2 separate regions of the Homo sapiens genome follow, and region 1 is linked to region 2. Evidence: chromatin loops called from intact Hi-C (ENCODE). Cell type or tissue: Calu3. All regions are shown on one strand.

The links. A loop is a pair of places that touch in the nucleus more often than their neighbours do. Peaks named below come from ENCODE experiments on the same cell type or tissue, not always from the same donor. Only the 100,000 strongest peaks of a DNase experiment are listed, where the experiment ranks them.
Region 1: it touches region 2 in a loop (4-fold over the local background); 3 of 110 quality-filtered maps call a loop at or near these places.

What each region holds. Positions count from the first base shown.
Region 1 is chr1:105,020,412-105,028,411 of GRCh38, forward strand. LOC105378880 (a long non-coding RNA gene) reads right to left here and starts at 4,691. Exons shown (of 3, transcript XR_947657.1): 1 at 4,643-4,691; 2 at 2,697-2,739. RefSeq lists a silencer at 6,883-7,083. In Calu3, no CTCF peak of the experiment used is centred here; no DNase peak of the experiment used is centred here.
Region 2 is chr1:104,640,608-104,648,607 of GRCh38, forward strand. No RefSeq gene overlaps it. Among named protein-coding and RNA genes, the nearest start is that of AMY1C, 890 kb to the left of the region's middle. In Calu3, no CTCF peak of the experiment used is centred here; no DNase peak of the experiment used is centred here.

The DNA.
Region 1 (8,000 bases), 380 kb after region 2:
CTTGTCTCTTTTAGTATCAGGAAGTAAACATTACATTTGTGAGGCCCAGTCACTTGATAATAGGCTTGGAAAATGAATCTGGGGATTAACCTTCTACTTAACCAGTTACTTCTTTTTCAGATTATTATTTAAAATTACCCAAAACTTTAATTATCTGTCAGGAATCTCAACAGGGCATTGCTTTTTATTTAGAATGTGAGAACAGTTAATTTTCATGTTTAAACACATTTTAAATTGATACGTTAAGCTATTTTGTCTATCTTCTTTATATTTTCTAAGGTTTTATTGACTTTTCAGTATGCTTTTATTTCTATTATACTGGGTTTGCTTGCTTGTCTCTGTTTCGTGGTATTTGTTTGCTTTTTAGTGCCGTAATGTCAAAAAATATGCTCATCCAACTGGGTTTAATGATACATTCTCTCCTCTCAGTTTTGCAGAATTGAATAAAAATATCTAACAAAAAGAAAAAATTAATTAAAATGATGCCCCTATATCTTACCGTCATGATTACAAAAATATTATTTACATAAAGAAAAACGTGAACAAAACAAAGTACCAAAGAATATCTATTCTCTGCCATAAAGTATTTTACCCATAAAATTATAATGAAGAGAATTTAGATAAGAGTAACGAAGAATATATTTGGGTCAAAGAAAATGATATTATCTTTCAACTTAATTTTGCATCTTGGGGGATAGGGAGTTACAACCTGTTTCTATGTTCATTCCAGATTTTCATTACTGAGCTTATTAATTATAGGTTAATTCTTTTTATATGATTTAATATTTTTATTGCATTTTGACGCTGCTATTTTCTACAGTACAGTGGACTACACTAGAGAATATACTGGGCTTGAATTTTACAGGTTTATGCATATTTTCAGATATCCTGAAAACACTTTTTAAAAATATAACAAAACTATAAAACACACTCTCTTTTCCTTTGTATATAAATTTATTTGTACCTTAGTATATTCATACCACTTCTAAGTAATAAAAAAAGTTGCGTCTATTTTCTTTCAAAGGATGCAATGAGAATGAAAATCAAGACACAATGCTAAAAGTATAATAGGAACCTGTAGGATGTTAATTGTTATTTGATATTGCTGTGTGATAATGTCTCATAATTGCCACTTAAAGTAAGGTACAGCAAGACGTAGTGTAATGTCTTTGATAGTTTGACTGAAAGATAATTTTTCTAAATATTCTAAGAGCAATGAGTCACTGCAAAGAAACTAGAGAGCAAAAAAGGCGGGAAACATTTATCACCAACTTGTAAAGGGAGAAATGTCCTCTGAAGAAAAATATCACAATACAATATGGTAATAATTACTTAACTATGTTTGAGTCTACATTGCCTAAATTTATTCTACTTTGGCTAGAAACAACATTAATATGTACATGCAGGTCTGAGTTTGGTAAATATATTATTAATATGATTTTATCACCTTATTAAACAAGAAAAACAGCTAAGGTAAAAATCAATTTGAAAGGAAAAGACTTGAAATTATCTTTACAACCCTGTGGAAACAGACCTAATTTTATGTGTTACTGCAAAAGGAGAAAACAGAATAAAAGCTATGATAAAATTATACAAGAGAGACTAAACCCCATTGAAAATATGAACCATAAAGAAATAAATCCTTAGTATTATGTAAGCAGAGTACTCTTTACACAGATGAATGTAAGTCTTCACAAAAAATATATACTTAGTTTTCTATAAATAACATTTTGCTGTATCTTATTTTGGTAAAATGTATGCATTATTAATGAGACAGTGACCATTTTTATTAACATTTCTTTGTGTTAATTTTTACATCAAAAGATTAACTTAAAATGCAATGTGTTAATAGTGTATTAGTAGTAATAATATTAATCATGCATTGTATTTTAAATTTATCTTTAGGATTGTAATGTACAGGTAATGAATTTAATGGGAACTATAATAATCATGCCGGTATCTTTTCTAAAATGGATATAAATTAATTCCCACATTTTACATTAAATTAAACAATTTATGGCTAGTCAAAGTGCATTTTACTATAAAATTTCATTTGATATATAACAAATCTATTAGAATACTTATTATATTTTTCCTAAATAATATCTATGAAACCATAAATTTTTGTAATATATTTTGAAATTTGATAGTGTTGAGTAACAGTTTCTATCTCATATCTTTGTTTCTATTTTATCCAATAATTTATTTTGTCAATCATCTAATAGTATATTTAATTAGGGCACTGTGGCTTAATGATATAGATAAAAAATGACATTAACATTATATAATTCCAAATTAAGGAAAGATTTGCCTTATTCTTAGTAGAAAAGGAGCTTCACACTTACACTTTTAACAAAGTAGGTTAATTTTTACATAAGTACATAGAATTCTATATATCTAAAATATTTTAGGAATTTGTACAACCAAACTTGGCTCCCAGGACCTACAATAAGTTCAGGATTATTTAGATTCATAACTTTTACCACTTTTTAAACTTGCTGCTTCCACTTAAAATTATTTGGCAATTACGTGCATGTTAGTACTGAGATTAGTCAGGATCCTAGAAGGAGTACATCTCAGAAAGTTTAATAAAAGAAATATTCACCAAAGAAAACAAAATAGGAAGAGTACAGCACTCCTGAGTTTACATGATAGATACCATTGGGCACCTCTGGGCAAGAGGAGGGACCACTTACCTAAATCCAGAGTAGCTGTATGAAGACGACCAACTCTCAGGAGCTGTGGGAAAGACACAGACCACTGAAGTTAACCTGTCAGAAAGATAATCAGGAGAAACAATATCCTGAATTATCTTTCCTCCACTTCTCTGTTCTCCTGAAAATATCTCCTATTGGCCAAATCCAACAAGATAAAGTGCAAAAGAACTCATTGGTACAAACTACAATCTTAGCCTCCTGAGATAAAGAACTGAGTGGAGAAGACAAATGGTAGTATTGGGAGTACAAGTTGAGCATCATAGACACTACAAACATTATGGTCAACATTTTAAGAGAAAAAACATCATCAATTTTTTTCTGTAATTGGGAGAGTAATTCTATATGTCTCTGGAATAGAAAAAAAGGAGAACAGCAGAAAAAAAGGAGCCAGATAGACAATGAGGAGCAGACTGTTAGTTCTAACACTACAGATTGAGTCGGCCTTTAAGCTATAGAAAAGGATGAGCAAAGTTTTGAGAAGAGTTGTGGCCAATCATATTTGTTCCTCAGAAACATCATATTGTCTATGATTGATTGTATGGAGGTGGTCAAAGAAAGGGTAGGCCAGAGTGACATGATTTCTGAATGACACCTAAGAAGCAATATATTTCATACACTGAAAGCAACAGATTACAAGATGTAAACAAAGTTTATGGTAAGGGAATGAAAGATAATTAGATTAATTTTAGTCATATTTAATTATAATATTTAGTAGAATAACCAATATTTGAAATTAAAATTTCAAATAAACAGATATGTTTTTATGGTCTTTAAAAAAATGATGAGTTGGCAGTAATAAGTTGGAAATCATCAACATATATTGGCAAATAAAGCCAAGCTAGAGCAAGAAAAGTGCCTGGTAGGAAGGCACATATGGGCTGAAAATGGAAAACAGTTCAAAGGAAAGCTCAAGATATATCAAAAATGTAAAAGTATTGCTCAGTGCTGAGTAATAAATTATTGGACTCATAATTAAAAGTAGTACTTTATTCCAGGAATTGTTTTAGGTCCCTGGGACACCATGGTAAAGAAGATATACCTTAGTCTTGACTTCACAGAACCTCCTGTCAGTGAGTAAAAAAGAGAAAACCATATAAATAACAAGTATAATATTATCAAGTAGAATTAGTGTTAAAGAAATAAACAGATTTAAATGACAATTCGTATGTTAACATATTTAGGTAAGGTCTTTTAAAGAAATAGTTGTTTGGATTGCTGGCTGAAAGCAGAGAAAAAGCTATCAACATGATGTGTAAGAGTAGAGTATTAACAAGTTATTTGAAAAGTCAGTGGTAAGGCTATATGTTTTTACCAATATCTTAAAGATAGTTGATATGTTTTCCTCAAAAAGTTTTATAATTTTTGTTTTTAGCTAGAGTCCTCCAGTTAATGACCATTGTCATTATCTTTCCTTTTATTTAGATTACTTATTTCTCTCAAAAATATTTTGAATATTTTAGTAGTATCTCTAATGTAGTTTAAGTAAACAAAGATATCTTTAACAAGATATTAAATTTTAAAAATGATAAAATTTTAAAAATAATAAAAATAAATAATTGAAAATAAATTTAAAAAATCTTGGTCTTTTAATCAACATTTAGTAATAGGGATCAGATGTACACTTCTTTCTAAAAAAAATAATGAATAAAATATATGAAACAGTTTAAAGGCGATGGACATCAGACAATGAAGACCATGGTCCCTGAGATTCTGGGAACAAATAAAGTGAGCGCTGGGTTTGTTTTAATTCACTTCCTTGTATGAGTTTCCTGGCAGCAGGACATTGGAGGGAGAAATTCAGGAATGTCCTAATAAAACTTGCAGTTAGGAGATGAAGCCGAGAGTCCAGGGAGATTAAACATCAAGAGAGTTCAGAACAGAATGCTAAGGAAAAAAATTCTACAAAGGGAAAAAATTCTCGATACCTCTGAAGGGTTGTTCTTCTACAGTTGGCTGAGTACAGATAAGTCCATACCTGTAAGGAAAACATCCTAGGTCAGAATAACAACCACCTGAATAGATTAGGTACCAACACATGGCCAAAAATAGTGTCTGTTCTCAGAAGCCACAGTGAATTTCTCATAATTCACAGGGCATTGGGTAGGGTATTCAGAAGGTCTTGAGTCAGTAGTGGGGTATAATTAATCTTGGACGAAACACTTCACTACTCCTATCAAACAGTTCTTACAAACGGGACTCCCCTTCCCAGTAAGCATTTTCTAAGTAGTTAAACTAGATTGCAAGCCAATATTTATAGAAATATGTAAATATCCAGTACTCAACAAGATAAAAAAAACTGCTTGGTAGCTAAGCAAAAATTACTATGCATGCAAAAAATAGAAATAACTAATAAGGAGAACAACAAACAACTTGAAAGACACTCAAAAGTGGCACAAACGGTATAACTGCTATACAGGGATATCTAAAAAGCTATCATAATCATAGGCATTCCTTCCCCCCCATAAATGTTTTCTCCATACTCAAAATTTAGGTGGAGATATGAAAGATATATTTTAAGTCAGAGTTGTAGAAGTGTAAAATATAATGCTGAAAAAAAATGCAGAATGGAAATTACACTTCGCAGAGGAAAATATTAGTAAACTTGAAAATATAGCAATAGAAAAAAAATCTATCTATCTATAAACAGAGAATAAGTAGAATTATAGAATACATACGCAGAGCACCAGTGAATGGTGAGACAAATTCAAGCTGCCTAATACATACGCAAATAGAATTCATAGAAGATGAAAGATGAAAAGAAGGAAGAACAGTAAACAAGAAATATCTAACATGGGCCAGAATGTTTACAAGTTTGAATAAAAGTGCCATTCACAAGATCCAAGAAACTCGACAAACTCCAAGCACAAGAATTATAAACAAAGCTACACCAAAGAACGTCATAATGAAATCATTGAAAACCAATGATTAAAACAAAATCTTGAAATCAGTCAAAACAAAAAGGCATGGTATGGACAGAGGAACAAATATCTTAAACAATGCAAGTCTGAAGAGAGTTGGGCAACATTTCCCAAGTACTGAAAGAAAACAAACAAAAAAAGCATGCAAAACAATTCTCCATCCAGAATTCCATAATTGGTAAAATATCTTTTGAAAATGAAGGCAAAGTAAAAATCTTTCCATGCAGACAAAAGCTTAAATAACTTACCAGTAGATCCACTCTACATGATACGTTGAAGGAAGTTTTTCAGGCAATAATAAAATTTTACCAGATGGATATATAAATTTGCACAGACAAATTCTTCTCATTATTTACATCACTTTAAAAAAATAGAGAAGAAGTTCGAGCAAGCTGGCTGAACAGAAGCCCTCCTTAATTGCCCTATCCACACGCACATCCAATCGAACAACTATCTACACAGAAAAAGCACTTTCATAAAAACCAAAAATCAGGTGAACAATCACAGTACCTGGTTTTAACTTCATATCACTGAAAGCAGAACGGAAGAGGGCAGAAAAGACAGTCTTGAAATGCTAACACCATCCTTCATTCTCTGGCAGCAGCTGCATGGCATGGAGAGAGAATCTGTTTTCTTGGGGGAAGGAGAGCCTAGTGACTGTGGAGCTTTGCATTGCAACTCAGTGCTGCCCTGTCACAGCAGAAAGCAACACTGGGTAGAAATCAACTGGCACTTACAGAAGGAACATTTAGACCAGACTTAGCCAGAGGGAAATTGCCCATTCCAGCGGTCAGAACCTGAGTTCTGGCAAGGCTTATCAAAAGAGCTAAATTGCTCTGGAGTCCTAGATAACTTTGAAAGAGACAGCAGTTTGGGGGCAATAGTTGGTGCTGTGCTGGGCTTACAGCCAGTGGACTTGGAGGACATGTGACTTGGTGACACACCAGCTGGGGTAGCAAAGGGAGTGCTTGTGTCACCCCTCCCACAACCCCAGGCAGCAACTCACAGCTTTGGGAGAGACCTTCCTTCAGCTTGAGAAAAAGTGAAGGAAGACTAAAAAGGACTTTGTATGGCAATTTAGATACTAACTCAGCCACAGTGGGATAGGGCACCGGAGACCTGAGATCCCCATTCCAAGCCTTATCTCCTGAAAAACATTTCTCTACACATCCTGGGCCAGAAGGGAACCCACTGCTTCGAAAGGAAAGGCTAAGTTCTGGCAGGATTCATCACCTGCCAAGTAAAAAGCTTTTGGGCCCCAAATAATCAGTTTTTGGGCCCCAAATAATCAGTAGTGGTAACTAGGCATTACTTCTCATGGGACTTGAATGAGACTCAGAGAAGTGCTGGCTTCAGGTGTGACTCAGCACATTACCAGGTATGGTGGCTACAGGGAGAGACTCCTTCTTTTTCAGAAAAAGAGAAAGAACAGAAAAGGGGACTTTGTTTTGCAGCTTAGGTACCAGCTTGGCCACATTGGGGTAGAGCAACAAGCAGGCTCTTGGGGTCTTGCATTCCAGGCCTTGGCTCTTAGATGGCATTTCTGTACCTGGACTGGGCCAAAGGGGAGCCCATTACTTTGAAGAGAAAGTCCCAGGCCTGGTAGCATTCACCACAATCTGACTGAGGAGTACTTGGTCCTTGAGTAAAGCTCAGTGGTAGCCTGGCACTACTTGCCACAGGCCTGGGACAGTGGTGTCTTTGGGAATAGACTCTTCTGCTTGTGGAAAAGGGAGGGAAGAATGAGAACTTTGTCTTATGGTTGAGTGCCAGCTCAGCTACAGTTGAATTAAGCTCTACGTAGATTCCTAAGATTTCTGACTCCAGGCCCTGGCTTTTGAATGGCAACTCTGGACCTTCCTGAATCTGGAGAGAACATGTTACCCTGAAGTGAAGGACACAAGTGGGGATGACTTCATTGACTGCTGATTGTAGAGCCCCAGGGCCTTGAGGGAACATAAGCAGTAGCCAGGCAGTGGTTACTGCGGGCCTTGAGCAAGACCCAGAGCTGTGCTGGCTTCCACTTTGACTCAGTGCAGTCCCAGTGGTGGTAGCTACAGGGGACCACTGTCACCACTTCCCCAGATTCAGGGAGCTCAGCACATAGAGAAAGACTCTATGTGATGAAGAGATCAAAAGTCTCTGTCTGGTAATCGAGAGAGTTCCTCTGAATCTTATCCAAGACCACCAAGGCAGTACCTCTATGAGCAATAGCATTAATGGGCTTGGGGTGCCCCCTAATGCAGATATGGCTGCATGACCAAAAACTTAGATCACAACACCCAAGTCCCTTAGAAAACTTATAATGCCTTCCCAAGAAGGATGGGTACAAATGGGCTCAGATTTCAAAGACTACAATAAATAC
Region 2 (8,000 bases):
ATTTTAAATACTGGGAAACACCTGGTTAAATGCTTGTTTTTGATTTTGTAACACTGAGTAATTCAGAGCTTTTAATTATTACGTAGGCATTGTGGATCTATAAGAGGGAGATACAGTACAAAGAACTTGGCAAAATGTTTAATTAATTAATGAAATATATGTGATTTCCTATGAAATAATTTTATAAGACTAGCGTTTTGTGAAACTTGCTTTGAGAAACTCTGCCTTTCCAATCTCAGCCTGCAGGATGAAGAGACACATGATTTGCTGTCTAAAATACAGCAGGCAAAATTTCTGCTAAATATTGTGCCTATCATGGATCTAGGGTTATTCAGACTGTTATATATATATTCTCGTTACCCATTACCGAATCACTAAATGATTCTCATATATTTTGTATTCTTGTTACAATATATTCAATCTATTAATCAGTATATGCTAAAGTATGCTGCAGTAAGAAATGCTCCATTAACAATGATCAAAATCTCAGTGACATAACCAAGTAGAAGTTAATTTTTAACTTATATCAAAGTCTTAGTTGAATCAGGCTGCTCTCCTTGGCAGCTCTTATCCAATGGATGGCTCGGGGTATTCTTATCTGGAATGGTCTGCCATTTATTTTGTGCCTCGTAGTAAACATATGTCATTGTTCTTAGTTTCCAACATATAAAGCTCCCACTTGGTTGAGAATGTCTCTCTTTTTGAGTATTTGTGAGAGACAGTTATTTTCTACTATAAATTACAAAATGGTAAATACTCATTTTTGTAGACTTTCTTAAAAGTAATGCATAAGCATTTGACCTAGGATGCAACAATAGTAATCAGGCTTATTTGCACATGACTACTGAATCAGGGAATCAGGAATGCAAATAATTCTAGGGATGGTACTAATTGCAACAAGATAGAATCCAGTCCACAGGCAATAATGGCAGATGTACTAGTTGCAGCATTCAGGCTTCCCTAATAACAGTGTTGAGCATTTCCACAGCAGTAGCTAGTACTTGGAAGGGCCATGGCAGATTACTGTCTGGAGCAGTTCTCAATTTGAATCTGGACAGCTTTCCTTTTTGCCATGCCTGTTCTACAACCATTTGGGTGACTCAATAAGCTATCCATATCCTTTTAGTGAATTAATAATTTTCTTTTATAGTAAAATCACTCAGATATACTTTTTTTTTTTTTTTGCTTTTAACTAAACTCTGACTGATATCTGGCACTAACATGTATCTAATCACTTTAACCTGCTTATCTCAGATGAGAATAACTGGACATCAAACATAAAATCCTCATGTAATACTAGGTAGTTAAATTGTGTTGTGATGGAAATAATGGGTTATTATAGTGACATTTAATGAGAACTGACCTTTTTGTGAAGATACAGACTCCTTTATGAAAAGGTCCTTGATTTTAAGACCAAACAAGTAAGTTGAGGGTTTTGGTAAGACGAAAGACTATATCAAGTGTCTTCTTTGATTTCTCTTCTTCTGTAAATGGCCACCTATTTAAGAGCACAGATCTCACAAATCTATAATTTAATGACTCCCATGAAGTTTAAGAATGAAATTAGGGCTGGGTGTGGTGGCTCACGCCTGTAATCCCTGTAAGTTAACAAGCCTGTAAACTTTGGGAGGCCGAGGCGGGCAGATAAGGAGGTCAGGAAATCGAGTCCATCCTGACTAACATAGTGAAACCCCGTCTCTACTAAAAATACAAAAATACTAGCCAGGCGTGGTGGCGGGTGCCTGTAGTCCCAGCTATTCAGGAGGCTGAGGCAGGAGAATGACGTGAACCTGGGAGGCAGAGCTTGTGGTGAGCCGAGATCGTGCCACTGCACTCCAGCCTGGGCAACAGAGCGAGATTCCATCTCAAAAAAAAAAAAAAAAAAAAAAGAAAGAAATCAGATGTTTTGGTTTGCACTAGTGAATTAATCAAGCCTAAGACCATTCTGAAATATAATATTTTTTGTTTTGTGTTTCCATGTGAAAATGTTATTGATTATATAATTAATGCATTTAATTAGAAGAGTATTGATATTAAAGTTTCTAGGCTAGAGTGTATGAACTGGAGTTTGAATGCTAATAATAGAAAATATATATGTAATGCAAGAAAAATATCATGTAAAACAGGACTCAAGTTGCTGGGTCAATATGTAACACTTATCTAACTGAAAGTATGTTTAAAATAGAATCACTTTTACATATTGAAGTGAGTAAAAGTATGCCACTAACCAGATGTCATAAAAATCCGAGAACAGAATATAAGAAAAGAGTTTGATAGAAAATAGTACAAAAATCCCAAAAAGAATGGTTTAAAATTAGATTTAAAAAGTGAAGAAGGTTATATGTGTGTTACATGCCATCACTTCAAATAAAGTTGTACAAACTGAATGTTTTCCAGCCAATCATCTGTGGGAGAAGTAAGAAACAAGAATAACTGTACTATAACATGTTTTTGGATATTTTCAAAACATCTCAATAATTTCAAGTCAATGTGCCACTTTATACGTTTTAAATCTTTATATTATATGCATCATAAAACTTAGCATTGATCTAGAATATTATGTGTAAACCTATAATATTGTTTACAATTTTAGATTATTAAATGCTTATAAAATATTATCCTAGTTATACTAAACTATCAGAAAAATAGATTCTCTATTTTATAAAACAAAACAAAATAGAATTATTAAATAAATAATTAAAATAATTAAAGTAAATTGAAAACGTATTTCGGAAATTGTTTCATAGAAGTGCCCAAAGCCAAATGAGGTGAGACATTTCACAAGGTATTGTCTCTCATTCCTGGAAGAAACCTGTGGCTAGGGTGACACAAAAGTTAAAGGACAGGACCACATTCAATGCTTGTCACACACCATAACATATGGTATTTTTTTTCCTCTTAGGTACAATGCTGTAAATGGTAGGTAATTTGTCTAAATCATCCTTGAGATATAATGTGAAGAAAATGACAGACATTTTTAAGCTAAGTGAACCCAAAATTAATTTGAAATGTCCTCAAAATATAAGAAACTAAGTCAATTTATTGATTGTAGCTTCTTTAATTAGTAGATATTTCTCCACTTAATTACACAGAAAACAAATTTGACTGCAACTAGCATGGAAAATCTAAATCATATTATTTTTGTTCCTATTATGATATTCGTTTTTCATATGAAAAGTCTTAACATTTTTAATTCAAACTAATGTGTGCAAAGATAGGCACACCTCATTTTATTGAGCTTTACTTTATTGTGCTTTAGAGAGAGAGATTTTTTTTAAAAATTAAAGGTTTATGTCAACTTTGCATCTAACAAGTCTATGGCTCCATTTTACCATCAGCATATGCTCACTTCATGTTCCTGTTTCACATTTTGGTAATTCTAACAATTCAATTTATTATTATTATTATTTGATCTGTTATTGTAATATGTGATCAGTGATCTTTGATGTTACTATTGTAATGGGTCTGAAGTGCCACAAATTATGCTTCTATAACATAGCAAATGTAATCCATAAATGTTTTTGTCCTGACCACTCTACCCACCAACTGGCTCCTCCCTGTGTCTCACTCTTTTCCTCTCTCTCAGTCTCTCCTTGGGCCTCCCTATGCCCTGAGACACAGCAGCATTGAAATTAGGCCAATTTATAACCCTACAGTAACTTATAAGTGTGCAAGTGAAAAAAAGAGTTAAACGTCTCTCTCACTTTAAAGTAAAAGCTGGAAACAATTAGGCTTAGTGAAGAAGGCATGTCAAAAGTCAAGATAGGTCAAAAGCCAGGCCTCCTGCACCAGAGTTAGCCAAACTGAAAGAAATTAAAGTGCTGCAGGGAGCACATGGATGATAAAAAAGCAAAATAGAACTGTTGCTGACAGGGAGAAAGTTTGTATGGCATGAATAAAAAGTTAAATCCGCTGCAATATTCCCTTAAGCCAAAGCCTAATTCAAAGCAAGGGCCCAAGTCTCTTCAATTCTGTAAAGGCTGAGAGCAGTGAGAAAGCTGCAGAAGAAAAGTTTGAAGCTAGCAGAGGTTGGCTCACAAGGTTTAAGAAAAGAAGCCACTTTCATATCATGAAAGTGCAAGGTAAAGCAGCAAGTGCTGATGTAGAAGCTGCAGCAAGCTATCCAGAAGATTTAGGTAAGACTGCTGATGAAGGTGGCAATACTAAACAATAGATTTTCAACATAGATTAAATTTCTATTGGAAGGAGATGCCATCTGTGACTTTCATAGCTACAGATAAGAAGTCAGCGTTTGTTCAAAGCTTCAAACGACAGGCTTACTCTCATTAGGGACTAATGAAGCTAGTGATTTTAAGTTGAAGCCAGTGTTCATTTACACTTGTGAAAGTCTGAGGGTCCTTAAGAATTAAGTTGCATCTACTCTGCCTGTTCTTCAGAGATGAAACCAGGCCTGGGTGATAGCGCCTCCGTTCACAGCGTGGTTTACTGAATATTTTAAGCCCACGATTTATACCCACTGCTCAGAAAAAGTTTTCATTCAAAATATTCCTACTCAATGACAGCACACATAATCACCCAAGAAAGAGCTCTCATGGTGAGGTACATGAGAATTCATGTTGTTTTCATGCCTCCTAACACAACATCAATTCTGCAGCCCGTGGATCAAAAACTAATTTTTATTTCTAACTCTTATTATGTAAGAAATACACTTCATAAGGTCATAGCTGCCACTGATAGTCATTCCTCTGATTTATGTGTGCAAAATAAATTGAAAACATTCTGGAATGGATTCACTATTCTAGATACTATTAAGAGTATTTGTGATTCATCTAAGGAGGTCAAGATATTAACATTAACAGTTTAGGAGAGGTTAATTCCAACCCTCAGGATTGACTTTCAGTGCCTCAAAATGTCAGTGAATGAAGTAACTGCTGATGTGGTGGAAACAGTAAGAAAACTAGAATTAGAAGTGGAATCTGATGATGTGACTGAATTTCTGAAATCTTATGATCAGACTTTAATGGATAAGAAGTTGCCTGTTGGATGAGCACAGAAAGTGTTTCCTTGATGGTCTTCTGGTGATGGTGCTGTGAACATTTTAAAAATGAAAACAAAGAGTTTTGAATATTCCATAAACTTAATGGATAAAGCAGCAGCAGTTTTTGAGAAGATGACTCTAATTTTGAAGACATTCTACTGTGGATAAAATGCTATCAAACGGCATTGAATGCTCTGTGTGTGTGTGTGTGTGTGTGTGTGTGCGCGCGTGTGTGTAAAAGGAAGAGCCGTCTGGGCGCGGTGGCTCATGCCTGTTATCCCAGCACTTTGGGAGGCCAAGGTGGGTGGATCACGAGGTCAGGAGTTCAAGAACAGCCTGACCAATATGGTGAAACCCTATCGCTACTAAAAATACAAAAATTAGCCAGGCGCGGTGGCAGTTGCCTGTAATCCCAGCTACTCGGGAGGCTGAGGCAGGACAATCGCTTGAACCTGGGAGGCAGAGGCTGCAGTGAGCTGAGATTGTGCCACTGCACTCCAGCCTGAGTGACAAAGTGAGAATCTGTCTCAAAAAAAAAATAAAAAGGAAGACCCAATCAATGTAGCAAACTTCATTGTTGTCTTATTTTAATAAATTGCCATAACCACCCCACTCTTCAGCAACCACTAGCCTGATCAGTCTCCACCAGCAAAAGATGACAACTGGCTGAAGGCTTAGATGATTGTTAGCATTTTTGTGCAATCAAGTATTTTTATATTAAGGTATGTTCATTGTTTTATTAGATGTATGCTGCTGCTCACTTAATAGACTACAGTCTATTTATTCTATAATGTAAACATGAATTTTACATTGACAATGCACCAAATAATTTGTGTGACTCACTTTATTGCAATGTTCCCTTTATTGCAATGATCTGGAACTGAATCCACAATATATTTGAGATGTACCTGCAAGTAAATGCTGTGCAATTTTTTTAGTATTTTTAATAGAAAAAGACAAAGTGTTTAGACATTTTACTTCATGATGCTGAAAGCATATTTTAAACTATGAATTATTTATAGGATAGAAATTTTGGTGTATATTACATGTTTATTTTACTTAGAATTTTTTTAATGTTGCTTGATTGGATTTTTTGTTATTATTTACATGTTTCTGAGTCAGTTTATATTAAAAGTATTTGACCACATGGCTTTCTGGCTTTAGAGACAAAATTACTTGGATTTGGCTCTTAGTTCCATCATTTGAATTTTTAATCTGAGTGTGATCTAAAGGTTTTGATTTTTTTAATACCTGTAAAATAGATTTACTTATGTCATAATGTTATTTTGGAGAATAAATGAGGAAATGTACATAGCCATGAGATCAATTAATAATTACTACCAACTTCTAGAAGTGCTTAATGGTATATAGAACACTTTTCTATATAGTATATTAAAATTTGATCCTTACATGAATCTTCTGCGTAGATATTATGAGCTTTACAGGTAGGAAAATAGAGACGAAAAAGGTTGAGTGACTCAGATAATTAATAATAGACCTAAGGATATCATACCAATTTTTACTTCTTTGTTCAATTATGTTTCCAACATAATTGTTTAGACTAATAGAAAATAAAGTAACATATAAACAGAAAATCAAGAATGTGAAATGTGGAAGTTAAGACTTTTTTGAGATGCCATATTTAATTTTAATTGGAGAGGCGTAAGAACGTAATCATTGTAAATGCTTAGATGCTTTTAGTGTGTATGCCTTTGTATATATTGGACTTAAAAGATAGCTCCATTATTTTATACAGCATCTTAAGGTATGGATCACAAAATAATAATATTAATGCTTATTAATCTGATACAGTCTTAATCGGTTTAAAAATGTTACAGAACATTATAATTCCATTATTTTCATGTAAAACTAAAAATTCCAGTATATTTCCACTTCTATAATTTTACATAGGAATACATTCCAGAATTAAATATCCCTATAACAACTATTTTACTTTTTTAAGTACTTGCTCATATATTTGCCTGATGTAAGAATTTTGTATTTAGAAATTAAAAAATACTTTTGTCAACTAAAAATACAACTCCATAATAATCATCGTAAGTGTAAAATGCATTACGATAAATATTTACTTGTCTATTTCAACAAAAAAGTTTTTTGGTCATGATTACTAGAAATAAAAGCAACCAGTTTATAGAGATATAAGGAATACGAGTATTCACAATAAATAACACAGTATTTACATATTGACTCTAATACAAAAATATCATTTTCAAGTATGCACACCCACATTCACCTGAGAGAGACCAACTAATCAGGAGAATACTGCATTGTAAATGAAAATATAATACACATTTTAAAAAAAGAAAAAATGTATAACACAACAAACAAAAAATAAACACAGGACATTTTTGCAATTTAATTGTTTCATTCAATTTAAAATATTGTCTTGGAGTATTACAGTTAACATCTTAAAAATAAATTCCAGAAAATATCTAGACCGTAAGTATCTTACATTCAAACTTGAAAAAAACTAGCATTTGCAAGAAGAGAAAAACACATGAAAAAAATTGCAATTAAAATGTCACAATGAAAAGCAAACAAATTTAGAGTCATCTTGTTTAAACCACACATTTAAAATAACTAAATAAGACTCCATTGTGCTAAATATTGTCCTTTGTAATTATAAACCCAGCTAATTTGCCATCTGTGGAAATGAAGCTAGGCTATTGCAAAGAATTATAAAAATGGAATAGTTTGAATTGCATATGTGGGCCAGCAGATGTCACTCTTGTTAAAAGACTGAGTAATCGTTCCTGAAGGGTAATTGTCCCCTATGGTGGTGGGCAGAATTTCAACAAGTGAAGGATTAAGCCCTGACCCTCTTTTCACCTCCCCACCTACTTTACACTAATGACAACAGAATCAGTAAATTAGAAATGTCAGCTGCTTTGCCATCAGTTTCCAAAGCTGTTTGGTCTAACTATAATTTATGGTCAATGGTTATATAAGCAGCATTGCCAAATCTCTGTAATTATTACAG